Linked DNA regions of Homo sapiens: region 1 is linked to region 2. The links are chromatin loops, found by intact Hi-C in ENCODE. Cell type or tissue: PC-9. All regions are shown on one strand.

Region 1 (5,000 bases), 150 kb before region 2:
CTTTGAAAGAGCACAACTTGTCGAAGTGTGAGCTGCTGTATTAGTCTATAAGAATCATTTCCGTGTTGTACCAGGTCTCATTCCTTACTCTTCAATCTTTTTTGCAAGTTGATTGATAAAGAGAAGGATCTCATGATTTCTGCTCTGACAACCTCCCAGGCACAAGAGCTGTATTTCTTCTCTGTCAGATATAGAGTGATTCTTTGGAAGTATTTCCTCACAGCCAGGATGGAGTCCTCGTACATCAGGGGAGACTCTATCACCCCCACTTCCTGCATCACACAGGACTCCAGGTCATTCAGCTGCTGGTCAAGTTCGATGTAGAATTCATCTAGAAGGGTCTCATCCAAAGCAGCAGATGAGTCCTTTGTGCTGAAGAGGTTGAAGGTCTGCTGGATCATCTCATGGAGGACAGAGATGGCTTGAGCCTTCTGGAACTGTTTATCATCAAACTCCTCCTGGGGGAATTCAAAGTCATGTCTGTCCTTCAGGCAGGAGAAAGGAGAGATTCTTCGCATTTGTGCCAGGAGTATCAAGGCCCTCCTGTTACCCAGGCTGTGAGTCTGAGGCAGATCACAGCCCAGAGAGCTGAATGACTTGTAGCTGAGCACCACTAGGGCCACCAGTAAATAAAAAGTCAAGGCCATTGTAGATGTTGTGGATGCTGCTGAGCTGGTTCAGATGGATGACCCTTAACCTGGGTCTCTGAAGACTTTGGTTTGTACACCGCCTTATATAGGGAACATATTTGTTTCCATTTTCTGAATGCTACTGCATTTTTTTTTTCTACTTCTGTTTTTGCTTTCCTTTATGTACTCTCTACATGGGCTTAGGAAAGTGTTTCTCAACCAGTTTTCTTTTCATTACTGCATTCCCTTTCTCAACCTCCAGAGTCCTGTTTGATAATTTTTTTCTAAGTAAACCCCTCCTGATAATTTAATAACACAGATATATTATGCACATATTTGAATGTACTACATTCCTATCCATGCTTTAGAAAACAAAGTGGACAGTTTACTTTTTTATGCAATGCAGCATTAAGAATAAGTAAAAATTTTATGTCAAAAGTTAAATTTAAAAGCTATTGGCATTTAACTTTATAAAAGTTATTTGCTGAGTGACTTCTAGTATATATACTTATATAAATATTAATGAATCAAGTGAAACATGCAAAGTTATAATATATGAAAATATATAATACCAATATAATAAAAATACTTATATAAAATATGTAATATCAAAAAAATAAAAATACTTAAAAATCTCCCAAAACTGCTAAGGGGCTATTTAAAATTAAATTATTCCTGTAACATTTAATTTATTATACTTAACTTTTAGCTTTGCTTCATATAGAAAATGATTTTTACCTTCACTAACTGCTAGATTTTCATCCAGATATAGTCAACATATTTTTCTTTTCAGCACTTCCTATAAGTAGTGATGTTTGAAAAAGTTTTATACAATTTAATCATAAAATAAAAACATTTGTATAAAAGAGTATAATACACTTGAAAGCACTGAGGATCAAACATAAGCTACATACCCAAGACAGCCAATGGCAGCCCATTCATATGCCGATGGAGACCACATCACATGGTATGACTCTGAGATTGAGCACATAGTGGAAAGTCCACCAGTGACAACCATCTATTTCACATTGGTTTGCAACACTAATCTCACATACATTTTGTGTATCTTCCATGAACTCAATATCAGTCTTTTCATGTAATACATAAGAAAACCAAGTGAAAGAAAATAAACACTACAGGATAGGGTTGTCTTAGAGTTCTGCATTGAGGGGCCATAAACGAATATAATATCTACAATTTGTTCACACCACAAGAACTAAGGTTTGTGCCCTTAGGAGCAATATCATCCCCAATGAGAATACACAATTGAGAAAACATCAATTATATTTTTCAAAACAATTTTTGCATTAATGTTTAGATTTCCCAAAGAACCTGGGGACATCCCAATTCTAGTTCATTCTTATAAAATAAAAAAAGCCATCTGTTTCCTAAGGTAAATAATAATATCTAAGTATGATAAAGTAAATGAGGTGTGCAATTGTTGTACATAGCATGCAGGATACCAGATATCTTTCTCATTTCCTTTTTCACAGAAAGCAAAAGTTGTTGCTTTTTGTATCCCAATAAATGAGAGCAAAAAGAAAACAAATGTATAACTAAATGTGATAAAAACATAAGAATGGAAGTAACATCCCAAAGGAGAAAAACAACTAACAAAATATAACTTGGATATTCAGCCCAGATTAGATGGACATTAAGGGGTGAGGAAGAGCAGAAGCAAAATGGTGCAAGAGATGTAGAACAAAGGTAGCAAATGGGCAGGAGCTCAAAGAAAAGTAATCATTACTGGTCCAAGGGGATGTTTTCAGCTTTAGTGAATTCAGCCTTACTAGACAGTTGAGGGTGATGAACCAAACATAAGACACTGTGCACCAGAAAGGCAAATTTGTAAGAGCACAATATTCTGTCTGTAGAATGGACAAGTATAATTATCTCAAGTTCTCCACTAGTAGACAGATAAACTCAGAAGATCAGTATATTGCATGTTATCTGTTGTGATGGTTAACATTGAGTGTTATCCTGATTGAATTGAAGGATGCAAAGTGTTGTTCCTAGGTGTGTCTGTGAGGGTATTGCCAAAGGAGATTAAAATTTGAGTCAGTGAACTGCGAGAGGCAGACCCACACTCAGTCACTGTGGGCACCATCTAATCAGCTGCCAGCATGGCTAGAATTAAGTAGGGAGGAGAAGATGGAAGAGGAGACTTGCTGAGTATTCTGGCCTTCATCTTTCTGATGGATGCTTCCTGCCTTTGAAATCAGACTCCAAGTTCTTCAGCTTTTGAACTCTTGGACTTACACCAGTGATTTGGAAGGGGGTCTCAGGCCTTTGGCCACAGACTAAAGGCTGCACTGTTGACTTCTCTACTTGGGAGGTTTTGGGACACGGACTGATCCACCACTGGCTTCCTTGCTCCTCAACCTGCAGACAGCCTATGGTGGGACTTTACCTTGTGACCGTGTGAGTCAATTCTCCTTAATAAACTCCCTCTTATATATAAACATATCTTCTTAGTTCTGTCCCTCTGGAGAACTCTGACTAATATATCTATCTAACAAGAAGCCAGGGAATAGATGATCTCAAAGGAAACTTATCTTGACTTAAAAGGACAATAATGATAACACTAATAAGAAGAATAAAAAGTTGCTAAATTTTATCATGTTTGCTATCAATCAGATATTGTTCTTAGCACTTACAAAAACTATTTTCACTTCATTCAATGAGAAATACCCTCATTTTCATTTTTATTGAACATCTACTATATGCCCATCCCTACTTAGTTGCTAGAGATATCAGTGACCAAAGCAGACACTGACAGGTTGTACTGTTGTCCTTTTTTACAAAAGGAAAACCCAGAAGCACAGGGAGCTATTGAGTTGTGGAGCTACAGTTGGAACCCAAAACATCTGACTCTAAATCCTCATTTCTTACATGTTCCCTGGGAATTATTTCTGGCCATAAGACCCAGAGCTGGTTTCTAGACCCCGGTCAATGTTTTCTTAGTACAGTTCTACATAAAGAAGGTCACGGCCTTTCTTTTCAGCTCCTTCACCCTCTCCCTCACTGAAAAGCCCTATTTGTTTATGCCTGATATGTTACATTATAATAAAGATGGGCCCCAATTTATTTACATGTTATATACTAGTTTTGTTTTTTTGAGAATGTATATTCATAAACTTGAATGTAGTTGCAAAACTCTTTGTTCACCCTAGTAATATATCCATAAACAACTCCGTAAAAACCTGCATATTTCTATCCTTTTATTCAAATATCCGTAAGGCCTTAGATTTCTATCTTAGCCCAAGTTTAAGACTAAGCAATGACAAGCTAGAGACATGAGCTAAATCAGAACTAAACCAATGAACTAAGGCTCAGAGCTCAGGGAGACCACATCTAGAAGGGCTCACTAAAAGGATTAAAAGTGGGAATGGAAGGTCTTCTGGAGAAATGAGGAGAGTCCAGTGTATTATAGGAGGAGGACTGTGATACCAAAGTCTCTGAGTCACCTGACTTGCCAGCTGGTTGATGCCTTTTATGTTGCAGGCCAGCAGAGTTTGCTGCTGAGTTAATTTTACCACTTGTTTTGAGAAACCGGGCAAACATGATGGGCAATATATGGAGAGAACTAAAGAAATGGGGTTGGAAAAAAATAACGTGTTTGCATAGGTGGAAAGATACTTGCTAAAAACAGGCCTAGAATTGGAGCAAACTATGCCTTTACTCCTTCCGTTTGGCCTTCCATTTTTTTAAGTGTGTCTTAAATAATGTGATAATTATGTCGCCTTATCCAGTGATTTTTTAAGATTCTCCTTGTACAAAAAATAGATGAATGACCATTTGCTTCTTGTTATCTCCATCCATTTTCCATGTGATAGTGAGGTCCATTTCTGTTTGATTTCCAAAATTTGGCATGTAATATTCAAAGTGCTACTTCAGGTGAAAAAACCGTGATTTTGGATTTTGAGTCCTTGGTCAGATGTTTTTGCCTGGTAGTGTTCTTATTCTCCCTTAGGCATGGTTATAATTTTCTCTTTTTTTGCTGTCTGAGATGTTGCCTTTAGTGATCTGACCTATTTTCTCTTTAGAATATTTTATCAGGACTCCATAAGATACTTATGGGCAGACACGTCATCTTATCTAGTCTTTTTCCCTGGCATCTTGGCCCAGTCCCTATCATTTCAGGAGCTCAGCCAATATTCATGAAAAAGAGTAATCACTATAAAACCAGTGGAAAGAATATTACCAATACATATTAGATACATAATTTGAAAGGAAAATACATCAAAAGATAATTTGTAAATTCTTCAAGGTTCTTCATTGGAAGTTATCATTGAAAATTATGTGGAATATTCAAAGAAAGAACAGCCACTTGCTTGTAGAATCATTTTCAAGTTTGTATTTTTAATAATT
Region 2 (5,000 bases):
CTTTCTGGAAGGAAGAAAGGTTAATTTTTGAACTGAAGGAGTTATTTTATTCTTTACTCCTGTGTCACAGCCCTGAGTAGACTATTATCCAATATCTGTAAATTGGTACTTTATACATTTTTTGACAGTTCTGTACTTGTTAAAGGCAGTAGGACATGGTCCAGCCTTCTTAATGCATCATACCTGAAACCTGTACTGTGTTAATTTTCTTTTTATAACCAAATCTTAAGTCAATCCTGTATTCCATCAAGATTTTACTTTCTTATATGAGAGTTTATATTGATATCTACCTAGATTGCCTGATTATCACCCTATAAACATTTTATTGAAAATTGATACAAACTTTCTCCTAAATCCTATTACCATGATAGTAAAATAATTTCAGATATTATATATTTTAACAATCTGGTTGCCTAATCTTACCCTTTGTCAAATTGCTTTCACTGTTATTATAAAACACTCCTCCATTTCTGGTAGAGATAGAAATGCCAAGAGTTATTCCTCTCCACTGTGTCCTTTAATCCTGATTAAATTATAGGTATGGTGTTATTAAACTACAGGTATGGTGATATTAAACTATAGGTATGGTGACATTAGATTAAACTATAGGTATGGTGATATTTCATAAAAATTATAAACTCTTAGGGAGTAATAAATAATCAATTTGTAACGAATATAACAGTCTTGGAATCTCCATAAGATAGAAAAGTGAAACTAGATCAGAACATTTCTCATCCCCAATATCTGAAGTACGGAGCAAACTTGGATGGAAATCAGTCAAAAATAATACTAAAATAGCAGCTATGACTAAAAAACAGAAAGCAAAATAGTGTGCAATTTTTTGATTAATTTGTATCTGAATTTCAAAATATAAAACTTAAGTAATTACTTGTAACATGGAATTTAAGATTCTGCATTGAATCTATATTTTGCCAGGACATGTCTGTGATCCTGGGTAACTTACTTAACTCCTCTGAGCCTCAAATTTTAAAGATGTAAAGTAAGGTAGAAAGATTTCTAGAGGAGTTGTGAATATCAAACAAACTAAAACATGTAAAAGAACTTAACAGATTATCTTCCACTGAGTCACGGCTTAACAGATGATGGATATTTCCTCATTCATTCATATAGATCTATCTGAGAATAGTCAACTCTCCCATCCCTCTCTATAACTGATTGGAAAATGCTGAGAGCCTAAAAAGAGAATTGAAGACAGTCTTAGAGAAGTATGAATATTAGATACACTTGACATTAAAGATAAGTCTGACTGATTTTTTATTCAATAAGAATGTGACAGCTTGTAAATATCTGATAAAGGAATTAGTCTCGTAGACTAATGTATTATAAATATATCTGTAAATTGGTACTCTATACATTTTTTGGCAGTTCTTGATAATGGTAGTGGGAAATGTAGCCTGATGTGTGTATGTGTATATATATATATATATATATATATATATAGTCTCCTCCTAGACTAACTATATATAAGTCTGGGAGATTGAATATCAGTCTAAGAGACTGATACTTGTTTCAGATACTATATATTATATAATATATAAATAGCATGGGCTTTATAGCTATCTATATTTATAGCATTCTTTGCTGATTCTGATGCCTGCCACACTCTCCCTTCCTCTCTGCTTACAGGATTCAATTCTTTCACTCCCATCTCACAATAGCTTCCTCCCTCTCCAGTGTAGAAATCCCAGCGTGCTGTCCTCATTCACTCACCAGCAACCCGCACTGCCACTCGTACAGCTGCTTCCTGTTCCCTTGTGGTTTTTGGCTGTCAGTTTTCCCCTAAGAGCACAAAGTCATCAAATAAAAGCAAAAGTTAAGTGAGAGTTCTAGGTTTTTCATAAACATCCATATCAGAGGTCTTTTTTTTTCCCTCCTGGTGAAAAATTTTGGAAATGAATGAATACTTTTGTTAAAATGATGTAACTTTCTCTAAAGAAAAAGGAAATGTCAAGATTTATTCTACTCTGGAGGCTGTTCAGTTATTTACAGAGGATGACAGCCACCTACTGGCCATGATGACAAAGACATACACCAACTCTGTGGAGAGTCAGCTTTTCTTTTCTATAAAGAATTCTGTCCCTTTGCAGAATTTTCTTCATAGGTAAAAAGGACTCTTTCTCAGAAAGAGCTGAACCTTATATTGGAAGAAGCCCATTTCCTTCATTTTTTTTATCATAGAGAAGGAAAGTACTCCCAGCTTCAAGCAGGACATGTCCTTTGGGCAGTGGACAGCTATGTAGAGAGAGAAAGGGTAAGAATGTGTCCCTTGACTTCAGCCCCCTGACTCATCCCTCCTTTATGTATTGAGCTGCACTAGGATTCAGTACAGCCTGCCAATGTGGGTGTAGAACTGTAATGGACATCCATTAAAATCTCCTGTTTGAAGGTACATTAGCTCTTTCTTAATAGTAAGTTGCTAATTTTACAAATTCATTCCTTAGATCATGTCACTTACATTCATAATAAGGAGAACATTCTCTGTTATTTTCAATAATGACTCAACTTGCATCCCTTCTATTTTCACTCAGTAGTAAGAGAGAGAACAGAGATCTGTAAAGGGATCAGAAGATACAATTCTTGCCAAATGATACCCAGTAGAAGTATCAATTTGGGTAGAATTGGGGAAACATTAAAGTGATCTGTGAAATGGTGTATTTGAAGAAGTTAACCAGGAAGCATGTGTGAATTGCTAGGTTAGTAGGAAGAGGCTTCAACTTAGGACAGATTTCTCAATTCTTTGCTCAAGTTACAGACCCAACCTTTATATGGCTCTTTTGAAATGGAAGAGGAGAGAAATTGGGAAATTCAAAGTTATATTTTACAATATATTTGTTCTTTGCCTCTCTTTCATTAGCTACTGAGTGTGGGGGGCCCAGTTTAGGATCAGAAAGAAAACATTAACACTTTTGAATATACCTGGTTCTCTCTCCTCTGTCTCTTTGATGGTTTAACACCTTTCATATATTAAAAACCCTTTTATTCCTGACTACTTTTAAGCTTCTTATTTCTTTAATGTTATTTTTGTTTTTTGTTGCTTATCATTTCAGTGGGCAAAAATTGTATGATGTGGCTGCATATTGTCACCTTATCCTGAAAAATGTCTGTAACTATATCCTGAACATATCGAGAAGTTAATTTTTTATATATTCTAAAGTATTGGAGACCCAATGAAAGGAAGTGGCAGAGCTGGCAGAGAGGAGCCCTATTATAGCCTGCCTCATACAAGTCCCTGGACAGTTCCTCTGGTGAGGAACACATGGAAGCTTAGTCCCTGCCCTGACTCCATTGGAACAGATACAAGAGATCATGATACAGTACCACCTGGAGACAACGGGGCTTTGTGAGCTCACGAGGCCAAAGAATGTAACCACCCCTAGATTTCCCTTACCTGGCAAGCTCAGCACTGCAGAGGTCAAGGATGTTTTGCTGGGAACAGAAACACAGTAAATAGAGAGAGTCCTGCCCACAACACTACACCCAATGAGCGGGTAAAGAATACAGGAGCTCATTTGTGCCTCTTTTTAGGGACTTCCAACATTCTGATTCCGCTAGGAAGAGACTCCACCAGGCTCAGGACTCTCATTTGTTGAAAAAAGCAAAGCCCACATTATGAAACATGAAGACAGAGCCAGCAGCAGCTTTAGAATTTGGAAGGAGGAGAGAAGACTGGAAGGTCCTCAGAAAATGGAGTAGCAATGGAAGCACTGAGTCAACTGTTCAGAATATTCAAATCAGAGGGAGAGAAGATTGAAGTGGATGCTGAGAGCATACAGTGCTCCCGTGGAGACATGGCCAACACTGTCCCCTGCATGGGTGACACTGATACTACAGCAGCCTGTAGAGTATTGGAAGGGACAGGGTTACTTCAGTGTCAGCTGCAAACTCCTGTTTCCTCCCTAGTACCCATCAAGTTCTCACACTACAGGCAAACTTATTTATGGGGCCAATGCAATTCAAGGCATCTCTTAAATTCTAGTCATAATGCAGCCTCCTTAAAGGCAGTAAAAAATGAAACAATGCCTGAACAGAAGGGACACAGCAGGTATTTGAGTACATTTCAATTGGGCCAGAGACTTCCCAGCAGGACAGATATCAATAATGCATGTATTGAAGAATCACAACTTCTTCTCTTTTTTTTGTATTCTTTTGTTTGTTTTTTGTTTGTTTGTTTGAGATGGAGTCTTGCTCTGTCACCAGGCTGGAGTGCAGTCGTGCGATCTCAGCTCACTGCAATCTCCTCCTCCCAGGTTCAAGCGATTCTCCTGCCTCAGCCTCCCGAGTAAGTGGGATTACAAGCATGCACCACCACACCCAGCTAATTTTTGTATTTTTAGTAGAGACAGGGTTTCACCATATTGGCCATGAAGATCTTGATCTCCTGACCTCGTGATCCACCTGCCTCGGCCTCCCAAAGTGCTGGAATTACAGGCGTGAGGCACTGCACCTGGCTGAAGAATCACAGCTTCTAAAGGCAGCAAAGATCTTTGCCGAATTGTATTTATTTAACTTCATTAATTGAAAAGAGGCATTGGTGGGTCAGTTCTCTTTCTTCTTTTTTCTTTTTTCTTTTTTCCAGTCAGTGTATTCTATACTCAATAGGCACATTCAAAGTTAGGATTTGTACACTTTCTGAGGATTCAAGTCCAAAAGACAAGCAAAGATCATCCTTTATTTCTGATAAAAAATACTAATGCTTTTATCACTTTGTCAATTACTGCTGATTTTAATGCTATATTTATTTCATTGCTAAGTTGTATTTCATGGCTTTTAATTGGATCAGGCTAGAAATTAAATAAAATCAACCATGTTGGGCAGCTGAACTAAGTTTGGAGTTACAGCCAGACTGTCTTTGGTAATCACCTCTTCAAAAGCCCTCACTTCTTCTGTATAGGAACTGCATAATATTCTTCCATCTGACAAAACGTTTTTTCAGCACTCAAAACTCAACCACTTGTTGGAAAGACAGAGGATAAGAGATT

The links. A loop is a pair of places that touch in the nucleus more often than their neighbours do. Peaks named below come from ENCODE experiments on the same cell type or tissue, not always from the same donor. Only the 100,000 strongest peaks of a DNase experiment are listed, where the experiment ranks them.
Region 1: a loop joins it to region 2, with 4 times the contacts of the local background. A loop is called at or near these places in 14 of 110 quality-filtered maps.

What each region holds. Positions count from the first base shown.
Region 1 is chr9:21,404,824-21,409,823 of GRCh38, reverse strand. It overlaps IFNA8 (interferon alpha 8), which reads right to left and starts at 707. Exons shown (of 1, transcript NM_002170.4): 1 at 1-707. The coding sequence starts at 647. The coding sequence ends at 78. In PC-9, no CTCF peak of the experiment used is centred here; no DNase peak of the experiment used is centred here.
Region 2 is chr9:21,250,209-21,255,208 of GRCh38, reverse strand. No RefSeq gene overlaps it. Among named protein-coding and RNA genes, the nearest start is that of IFNA14, 13 kb to the right of the region's middle. In PC-9, a CTCF peak has its summit at 2,031 (motif pointing left); no DNase peak of the experiment used is centred here.